2 separate regions of the Homo sapiens genome follow, and region 1 is linked to region 2. Evidence: read pairs that join two places in POLR2A ChIA-PET (ENCODE). Cell type or tissue: PC-9. All regions are shown on one strand. Each heading gives the region's core, and the rest is flanking DNA. Links, peaks and the distances in the headings are about the cores only.

Evidence for each region. Peaks named below come from ENCODE experiments on the same cell type or tissue, not always from the same donor. Only the 100,000 strongest peaks of a DNase experiment are listed, where the experiment ranks them.
Region 1: POLR2A ChIA-PET joins it to region 2 with 5 read pairs; 3 of 35 experiments call an interaction of 5 or more read pairs at or near these places.

The regions. Positions count from the first base shown.
Region 1 is chr2:231,367,790-231,373,163 of GRCh38, reverse strand. It overlaps ARMC9 (armadillo repeat containing 9), which reads right to left. Exons shown (of 25, transcript NM_001352754.2): 24 at 3,039-3,211; 25 at 1-1,651. The coding sequence ends at 1,629. Among named protein-coding and RNA genes, the nearest start is that of MIR4777, 7.8 kb to the right of the region's middle. RefSeq lists enhancers at 1,531-2,178, 2,179-2,825, 2,826-3,473, 3,474-4,120. In PC-9, for the core only: no CTCF peak of the experiment used is centred there; a DNase peak (open chromatin) is centred at 2,843; H3K27ac peaks cover 1,532 bases.
Region 2 is chr2:231,250,577-231,255,950 of GRCh38, reverse strand. The region is part of intron 9 of ARMC9 (armadillo repeat containing 9); the gene reads right to left. Among named protein-coding and RNA genes, the nearest start is that of ARMC9, 55 kb to the right of the region's middle. In PC-9, for the core only: no CTCF peak of the experiment used is centred there; no DNase peak of the experiment used is centred there.

The DNA of each region.
Region 1 (5,374 bases), core at 243-5,242, 120 kb before region 2:
AGTGAGGAGTTCAGAGAGGGCCTGGTGGCTGACAGGTCAGGACGGCAGCCTTCTTCCCTGAGCACAGAGTGGACACATTTCCAGAGAACCAAGAGGTGGCCACCAGGCCAGTCACATGACAGCATCTAATGTGCCCAGCCTGGAGCCGCTGCCAAGAATTCACGAGATGAACCAGGGTCCCGGCCCTGGATGAGCTTCTGGTCATCTCATGGGTAACCTGGCCTCCTGTTTACCTCCTCTGCCTGCGCTCCTGAGGAGTCAGGGGGCCATGGAAAAATCCAGCGCTTAGCCTTTATTTACGACCATTGGGACCAGAGATGTCCCCATTGAAGGGTCTGTGGGCAGATCAGGTGCCTGGGGGAGGGCACGCGACTTTTCTCTGCTTTCCATTTCCCTTCATACACTCATACACACACACACACACACACACACACACACACACACACACACACACACACACACACCACTAAATACTGATGGGTTTTATTTGATTTTAGAGCTTGGGTAACATCCAGGACACCTGTGACTTGCTGGTCCTGAAGGCAAACATCCTTCCTCTGTCCTAAGACTGGATTCTGATGACAGCCCTGGTGAGGGGCGTGCGCAGGCCTCCCCCGCGGGATGGGTCACTTTGCTGGTAGAGCTGTTTATGTTTATGGTCCCAGTGCAGGGAGGGAGGCAGAGGGTGCTCCCTGGTCACACTGGTGGCCTTTTTAAGGCCTTCAAAAAACGTGTGCAGAAGAGCAGAGCTTTGAAGAGGCTGGAACACACCATATTCTCAGAATTTTTTTTTTGGGGACGGAGTCTCGCTCTGTCACCCAGGCTAGAGTGCAGTGGCACGATCTCGGCTCACTGCAAGCTCCGCCTCCCGGGTTCACGCCATTCTCCTGCCTCAGCCTCCAGAGTAGCTGGGACTACAAGCGCCCGCCACCACGCCCGGCTAATTTTTTTGTATTTTTTTAGTAGAGACGGGGTTTCACCACGTTAGCCAGGATGGTCTCGATCTCCTGACCTCGTGATCTGCCCGCCTCAGCCTTCCAAAGTCCTGGAATTACAGGCGTGAGCCACCGCACCTGGCCTTCTTTCTCAGATTTTAACACAGGAAGAAAACACCAACTTTGCTGCTGAGACGCAGGCTTGAGAATAAAATGAGCTTCACCCTGAGTTCCTTCTGGGTCCTGGTAGTCAGCCCAAGTGAGGAGGGCTGGCTTCAGCAGCCTTGGAAAAGCCCTGCTCCAGGCTGGCCCTACACTGTCGCCCTGTTGGGGCCTGGAGGGCCAGGGCTGCAAATCCAGCACCTGCTGTTTCTGGGGCCAGAAGATCTCCTGCGGGCAAAAGCCACCCCTCTCCTCTGTGTGTGAAGGGTGAGCAGGAAATTCCCCTCTCCAGGAGGGCAATGCCAGGCTCTCCCCAGCCCTCCTTGGTGGCTCTGCCCTGGGAGAAAGTGACCCGGCTGGCGGGGCTGCGATGGCCTTGCTCTGGTGCTGCCTGGAGAGCCGGCCTCCCCTCAGCTCCCAGAGTCTTGTGGACAACTGTCCCTTCACATCCATCACCGGCAGCTGCTGCCAGCTGAGAGCGGGAAGCTGGCTGGTCCTCCGGCAACGTGATGGGGACACCCGGGGACATCCTTACTTCCTGTGAGACTGGCTGCCTGGAGAGAAAAGCCAGAGCAAGATGCCAGTGCTGTGTGGTCTCCGCACAGAATCCCCTCTGTCCCACTCAGTCCCTCTTTCAGCCGGCTCAGAAGCGAGGGAACCTTCCCTCTCCCAGGTCACCTGTTCTGTGGCCTGGGCTCGACTGGCGGGCCGGCTCTTTCCTCACAGGAAGCAGGCTGCTTGGTGCGGGTCACTCAGTCAGCTTTGCTGGCAACAGCTCACGTGTTTGTTGAGCCCACAGGACACACAACGCCCATGGCTGGCTGAGCTGTCCACACCGTGGCCACGCTATGCTGCTAGATGTGGGGCCAGGCCAGCCACCAGCTGCTGGTGTCACTGTTGCTATGACTGGGGATCCCTGCCCCAGTGGCACCTTCCTCCTGGCCGAGCCTCCCCTGGATTTGCTGCACCTCCTCTGCGCCTGACCTGGGCTGCGACTGGCTGGGCTGGGGTTTTGGGTGTGTTTCCCAGTGGGAAGTGGGAGGGGTCCCAACCTGGCTCCCCAGCCATGGCCATTACCCCCACTTCCAACCCAGCGTGTCCCCAGCTGACCAGAGCGCCCAGGGCCTGGCCAGGAAGGTAGTAGGGTGGGGCGGGCTGGGGGCGGCCAAAGAAATGCGCATATCCTAAGCGGGACTCCTTTCGTCCTGCCTGGCCTTTTGTTCTGTCCTTTTGTTTTCCCTGTGTTTTGGTAAAGCCCTCTAGAAAGGTTCAGCTCAGTTGGGGCGTGGAGGTGGAGGGGCTATCAATTGGCAGAGGCTGGAAGGGGACAGAGAAAGACAAAGAAGTGGTCCTTACAGTGAGCCTCAGGTGAGAGGGTGAGAGAGAGGCCCCAGGGAGAGAGTGGGGGCCCTTGGGCCCATCCCATCTTCAGGCCCTTCTGGCGGCCCCTCCATCCAGCCTGCGAGCAGACACCCGCTTCTGTTTGACCTGGGGGTGGCCTGACCGAGGCTGGGCCAGGCAGGGACACAGTGGCTGAACCAGGGGCTGGACCACCTCCCACCAGGGCAGGTCCGAGTTTCAGGGCCAACCCCGGGGCAGCAGGGCCAGCTCAGGGCCAACTCTGTGAGCTCCACAGAGGGAAGTGGGGAGGGGCTTCTCTCTCAGTGACCTGCCTGGAGGTCTCACTCCTCAGCTTGAGTTTGAGTCACTGAGGCCAAAGGGAATTTAATAGGAAGGAAGATTCATGCAGAACCGGTCCCTGGAGGAAAGGAAGCCACCTGCTGGGGCCTGGTTGTGTGGGGAAGGGAAGCAGGCCTTCTGCCCTTCTGGCCTGGCCTGGTACACACAGGAGCACGGGGCCAAATATAGCAGCAAAATGCCCTTCCCTGCAGGTTGGCGGGTGGCCAGGCTCCCACGCCAGTGGGGCCCAGGCTGACTTACTCGGCAGGCCCCTTGTGGAGGACGCTGTGGAGCCGGGGCGGCTGGCCTGCTGGGGGCCACACGAAGAGAACAGAGGGGCCAGAACTGACGCCTTTGCCTTGGGTGGGTTCCAGTCCAGCATCTCTGGAGTGCAGGGGGCCCGGGGCTTGCAGGTGAAGGCTGATGCACATTCCCTAGAACAAAACGTGCAACCTGGAGTCCCAGCTACTACAGCATTAGAAACCACAGGAGGGGCCGGGTGTGGTGGCTCCCGCCTATAATCCCAGCACTCTGAGAGGCCAAGGCGGACAAATCACCTGAAGTCAGGAGTTAGAGACCAGCCTGGCCAACATGGTGAAGCCCCGTCACTACTAAAAATTCAAAAATTAGCCGGGCGCGGTGGCGGGCACCTGTAATTCCAGCTCCTCAGGAGGCTGAGGCAGGAGAACCGCTTGAACCTGGGAGGAGGTTGCAGTGAGCCAAGACGGCACTGTTGCACTCCAGCCTGGGCGACAAGAGCAAAATTCTGTCTCAAAAAAAAAAAAAAAGAAACTGGCTGAGCATGGTGGCTCACGCCTGTAATCCAACACTTTGGGAGGCCGAGGCGGGCGGATCACCTGAGGTCAGGAGTTCGAGACCAGCCTGACCAATATGGTGAGACCCCCGTCTCTACTAAAAATACAAAAATTACCCAGGCATGGTGGCAGATGCCTGTAGTCCCAGCTAGTCAGGAGGCTGAGACAGGAGAATTGCTTGAACCTGGGAGGCAGAGGCTGCAGTGGGACAAGATCACGCCACTGCACTCCAGCCTGGGTGACAGAGTGAGACTCTGTCTCAAAAAAATAAAATAAAAAAAAAGAAAAAAAAGAAAGCACAGGAGGAAGGAGACGATGGGCATAAGGTGGGGAAATGCAGGCACCCATGGGCAAGAATCCCCATGCCATGGAGCCTTGGGTCCAGCCCCACCGCTCTCCAGATGGTGATTGCACGGGAGTTCCCTGACACCTTGGGAGCCTCAGTTTCCCTGCCTGTAAAATGTCTAAGGAACAGCTGTGAGAATTCAGTGAGGACATATCCTGGGCCCAGTTGTTAGCACCCCTTAGATGGAAGTATAGTTCTGGGAAGTAGGACTTGGGAGGAGACTGTGGGATTCTTTTGGTTTGATTTGTTTCTATATGCCTTTTTTTACATTGATAACATATCACTTTAATAATTAGAAAAATAGGCCGGGCGCGGTGGCTCATGCCTGTAATCCCAGCACTTTGGGAGGCCAAAGTGGGCAGATCACAAGGTCAGGAGTTCGCGACCAGCCTGGCCGGCATGGTGAAAACCCATCTCTACTAAAAATACAAAAAATTAGCGGGGCATGGTGGTATGTGCCTGTAATCCCAGCTACTTGGGAGGCTAGGCAGGAAGATCACTTGTGCCTGGGAGGTCAAGGCTGCAGTGAGCTTTGTTCACGCCAGGGCCCTCCAGCTTGGGCAACAAAGTGTGACCCTGTCTCAAAAAATAAAATTTTTGTATCACTCATAACACTATTCCCCCAAATATTTTCCATATTCTACCTTTTGCCTATGTGACATTGTTGCTTACTTGTGGGTACAGTTACAGGCTCCTGTTACCACTCTGCTTTTATGAGTCTCATCCCACCCTCTCCACACATCCATGCAGCCTGTCGTTAGCATTTACAAGAGTTGGGTATTATTTCTTCTGATTGATATACTCGGATTTAATAAATGGATGTTCTCCTTTTCTTTCATTCATTGATCAAGCTCACGCGTGCTGAGAATTCTGCTAGGGGCTGGGGATCAGAGATCAGGATGCATTTCCTGATGGGATGAGTTCACAGATACGCGGGGCTATCTGACCAGGGAACTGGGTTGTAAAATCATTACATGAAAGCTTTGCTGATGCTTTTTTCACACATACAAAGGAGCTTTGTACGTGGTCTAGTGAGGTGGTTTCTTTCTTTTTTAAACTGATAAATAATTGTACATATTTATGGGGTACAGTGTGATATTCTGATGCAGGTATAACGTGTGTAACCATCAAATGAGGTGTTTTAAAATTATTTGGTTCAAATTTTTATGTTTTACTATTCATATTTTGATATTTTGTGTCATTATTATAATAGTTAACTTATTTTAATTTATCTTTTTTTTTTTTTTGAAATGGAGTTTTGCTCGTTGCCCAGGCTGTAGTGCAATGGTGCGATCTCGGCTCATTGCAACCTCTGCCTCCTGGGTTCAAGTTCTCGTGACTCAGCCTCCCGAGTAGCTGCAATTACAGGCGCCCGCCACCACGCCCGGCTAATTTTTGTATTTTTAGAAGAGACAGGGTTTCACAATGTTGGCCAG
Region 2 (5,374 bases), core at 143-5,142:
CTCCTGCCTCAGCCTCCTGAGTAGCTGGGATTACAGGCACCTGCCACCATGCTCAGCTAATTTTGTTTAGTATTTTTAGTAGAAACGGGGTTTCACCGTGTTAGCCAGGATGGTCTCAATCTCCTGACCTCGTGATCCGCCCACCTCGGCCTCCCAAAGTGTTGGGATTACAGGCGTGAGCCACTGCGCCTGGCCCAGATGTGCAAAGTTTTAATCCACCAGGATTCACCAACCAAAGTCACATACGATGTAAAAATCAACCCAAACTAAAGTTACACACCACTAATCCAGCTCACAGCCTACCCAGCCCTGGTTTGATGTTACACCACTCCAAGAAAAACTCTAGAGGCTGCTCTGCCTACGGAGTAACCATTCTTTGATTCCTTTATTTTCTTTAGAAAAAAAACAAAAACAACCAAACAAAAAAAAATCCTCTATGGAAAACGATGGGTTCTCCCTGACCAAACTCCCAGGGGCATTTCAAACTGCCTAGTTAAATACATTGTGAAGAACAAAAGCAATATGAATCATTATATTATTCTGGTTTTTTTCTTTATTAAGATTTTCTCTTCAAGTATAAAAATGTGCACTTTGTACCAAGTCAAACATTTTCTACACGTGTTTAAAAAACATTAACAACCCCTCTTCCACCCCACTCTCTTTTAATCCTGATCCTGTCCATAGGCAAAATCATCACCTACTTTACGGAGATTCTTGTCCCATTTATTTTGTGTGTGTGTGTGTGTGTGTGTGTGTGTGTGTGTGTGTGTTTCTTTTTGCCACTACAGGTAGTGCTGTATTATGTACTAAAATACATCTGAGAAACATATAAGCAGATACAGTGTGTAGTGCTTGTTTGAACTGACTCAAATAAACCAACTGTAAAAAGATATTTTGAGAAAATAAGGAAAATCTTGAATATGGAGTGGACTGGTATTAGATACTAAGGAATTAGTGTTAACTGTATTTGGTGTTGTGGCTATGTGCTTGTATATTAAAGCCTCTGATCAGTTAGAAATGTATATTGAATGATTTACAGGTGACATGACATGTTTGGAATTGGCTTTTAAAGAACTCCAGGGTGGGGGCAGGGAATAAGTAGAGGAGAAGAAAGCAAGCAAGATTAGTGAAATGCCATTTATTGCTGAAGCTGGGTGATGGGCACTTGGGGATCCATTTTATGATTCTCCCCTGTGTGCATGAAATTACAGAAGCCTTGTTAAAAATCTTATTGTCAGTTAATGATACTTAAATTTTTTTCAATTTTTTTCAATTTTTTTCAATTTTTTTTTTTTTTATAGATAGGGTCTCACTATATTGCCCAGACTGGTCTTGAACTCCTGGGCTCAAGCAATCCTCCTGCCTCAGCCTCCAGAGTAGCTGGGATTACGGGTGTGCGCCACCATGCTTGTACTTACTGATATTTTGTTTTATGAGCTAAGCTAGACTTCCAAAATCTAGATCAAAGGGTATGTGATTTTCAATTCTGATAAACATTGCCAGACACCCCGCACTGAAGGAAAGCTTTCCTTTTTCGTTATCAGTACTGGAGCCTATCACTCTAAAACTTCCATCAATTCGAAGGGTAGAAAAGAGTTTACTTTCTTAAACTTTAGTGATATTGGCCATTATTTTTCATAGACATTACCTGCTTTTTGACTTTGCCTTCATGCCTTATGTGATACCAGATTGTTTTCATGGATTTCAGTCTTGCTTAAGAAGGTCTACCCTACCTCAAGATGATACACACATTCTCTCAATTCTTCTAACATTTTCATAGCTTTATTTTTTACATTTAGAGATTTCATCCTTCTGGAATTCATGCTACTGTATTTTCCTCTGTGGTGTGAATGAGGCATGCAACTTTGTTTTGTTGTTCCCCGAGAGCCAGCTGTGCTGCGTCATGTAAGTCCCACCCAGGCCATCCAACATCACCTCAAAATGCTTCCATCAGTAAGTCTTGCTTCCTCCCTATCTTTTTCTTCACCTCCTTTTTGTTCTTCCTTTTTAAATTAGAATGTGAACACTAAGGTGGAAGGAACATCATCTTCAGGCCCCAGAGCTCCCTACAGCCTGACACCAGCTGCTTTACACACTTCCTAGCCCTGACAGCATCTGACTCCGTGACCCATGAAATAAACCACCCCTTTCCTACCTCTGTTGTCTGCTAGGTATACATCTATCCTTAGGTTTGTTTCTGGACTCTGCAGCCCCCTGCTACTCAAAGTGTGCTCCTCAGACAAGCAGCATCATCCAGCTCTCATTGGAAATGCAGAATTTTGGGTCCCATCCCAGACTTCCTGAACCAGAACCTGCACTTCAGCCAGGTCCCCAGCGGACATGCCTGCACAATAAACTTGGAGAAGCCCAACTCTGGTCCATAACATTTTTTTTTCTTTTTTTTGAGACACAGTCTCACTCTGTCTCCCAGGCTGGAGTACAGTGGCATGACCTCAGCTCACTGCAACCTCCGCCTACTGGGTTCAACCCAGCCAAACCGCGCCCAGCCAAACACCACTTTTACATGGCTCAGATCAGCCAGGCACAGTGGCCCCGGCCTGTAAACCCAGCACTTTGGGAGGCCGAGGCAGGCAAATCACTTGAGGTCAGGAGTTCAAGACCAGCCTGGCCAACATGGTGACACTCCATCTCTACTAAAAATACAAAAAATTAGCTGGGCGTGGTGGCACAAACCTGTAGTCCCAGCTACTCAGGAGGCTGAGGCAGGAGAATCGCTTGAACACAGGAGACTGAGCTGCGATCACACCACTGCACTCCAGCCTGGGTGACAGACCAAGACTCCATCTCAAAACACAAAAACAAAAACAAAAACAAAAACAAAAAACAATGAAAATAAAAACTAAAATTAAAAAAGTGGCTCAGACCATGCATGTATGTTTTTATACTTTTTAACCCTTGATTGTTTTAATAAAGAAATTACCTATTCCTGTTGTTGGCTTAAATAGTGAGTTTAGAAAATAAGTTTGAAATGTCATCTAAATTATTCATCTAGCTGGGCATAGCCGTTCACGCCTGTACTCCCAACACTTTGGGAGGCTGAGGCAGGAGGATCACTTGAGCCCAGGAGTTTGAGACCAGCCAGAGCAACATGATGAAACCCTATCTCTACAAAAAAAAAAAAAAAAATTAGGGGGTTGTGATGGCACGTGCCTGTGGTCCCAGCTACTCAAGAGGCTGAGGTGGGAGGATTGCTTGAGCCTGGGAGGTTGAGGCTGCAGTGAGCTAAGATCACACCATTGCACTCCAGCCTGGGCAACAGAGTGAGACCCTGTATCAAAAAAGAAAAAAATTATTCACCTAACACCTTACAGAGACCAAGAAGCTAAGATAACAAGTCAGACGGGTCAAGTAAGGACATGGCCATACTAAAATATTAGCATGGCTGGGAGCGGTGGCTCATGCCTGTAATCCCAGTACTTTGGGAGGCCGAGGTGGGTGGATCACTTGAGGTCAGGAGTTCGAGACCAGCCTGACCAACATGGTGAAACCCCGTCTCCACTAAAAGTACAAAAATTAGCTGGGCATGGTGGCGGGCGCCTGTAATCCCAGCTACTTGGGAGGCTGCGGAAGGAGAATTGCTTGAATCAGTGAGGCAGAGGTTGCAGTGAGCCGAGATCGTGCCATTGCATTCCAGCCTGGGTGACAAGAGCAAAGCTCTGTCTCAAAAATAAATAAAATATTACCATAATATATAAAGAAAAATACTTGATAATTAGTGATATTGGCTGGTTATTTCCACAAATGAAATTTATCAACATTCTCCTTTTTCCGTAGCCAAAAAACGTTTTCTACCTTTTAAAACACTCTTTTGCTAAACTCTCTATCATTCTATTTGCCCTGTGAAGAAACTGGTTGAAAAGCAGTAATAATTGGCCCTTTCATGAGTACAGCCAGTCTGATAAACATTATTACAACTTTAGTATCTAATAAAATAAACAAAGCTGGAGATGGCTGTAGAAGGAGTGGCTCAGCATGCTCTCAATGAGAGAAGGCCAGCCAGGCAACACAGTGAGACTCATCTCAACAAAAAGTAAAAATTAGCCAGGTGTGGTGGTGCACACCTGTAGTCCCAGCTACTCGGGAGGCTGAGGTGGAAGGATCACCTGAGCCCAGGAGGTTGAGGCTGCAGTGAGCTATGATTGTACCACTGCGGTGCAGCCTTGGTGACAGAGCAAGACCCTGTCTCAAAAAAAAATAATAAAATAAGGAGAGAAGGCTGCAGTATTTCATGCATTTGGCAAGCAAAGCATACCTACTGACTGCCCCCATCAGCCAGGTCTCTGCTATGCGCTAGTGATACGCAGTGAAGAAAGCAAATGCCCTTCTCAGAGCACTCACAATCCAATGAGGAGGATAAATGACCGAATAACTCCCCACGCCTCAGTTTCCTCATCTGCATAATGGTGGCACCAGCAGTACCTACCTCACAGGATTGTTAAGGAATTAAATTAGTTAAGAGTGGCCAGGCCGGGTGCAGTGGCTCACATCTGTCATCCCAGCACTTTGGGAGGCTGAGGCAGGTGAATCACAAGGTCAGGTGTTTGAGACTAGCCTGGCGAATATGGTGAAACCCCATCTCTACTAAAAATACAAAAATTAGCCAGGTGTGGTGGCGGGCACCTGTAGTCCCAGCTACTTGGGAGGCCGAGGCAGGAGAATCGCTTGAATCCGGGAGGCGGAGGTTGCAGTGAGCCAAGATTGCACCACTGCACTCCAGCCTGGGTGACAGAGCCAGACTCCATCTCAAAAAAAAAGGAAAAGAAACAGAAAAAGAAAAGAAAAAAGTGGCCTCTTCACTCTCTACATCTCCCAAAGTATCAGGTCCTACTGATTCCATCCCACAGCTGCTACCTTCTCTCCAATCCCCATGCCAGGGGCTCCATTCAGGACTTCTTCTCTCCTCTGAACTACCACCTTAGCTTAATAAGGATGTACTCACTGACATTTACTGAGGGCTCACTAGTCACCAGGCATGCCACTGTAGGAACTTTACACATATTAACTCATTTCATGCACTGCCATTTCCACTTTCAGATCAGCAAACACAGGGACTGAGCAACTTCCCCTAGAACAAGAATCTAATCAGGCAGTCGGGTCCCAAAGTCCACATTTGCTCTGCCCACTCCCCTGCTTCAGGTCTCTCCTCCAGCCCTCCTTCCACACTCAACACAGGGGTCTTTGTAAAAATCGCATCTGCTCAGCCTCAACCCAGGCCCCCGCAAGGCTTTAGTCACCAGCTCCTCTCCCTGGCAGCCCCTCACTCTCTTCGGCCTCCTTCACCCCCCATCCTCCAAGATAGCTCCGATCTTCCCTGGCCTTCCATGCTCTCAGGGACCATTTCCAGCATCACCGT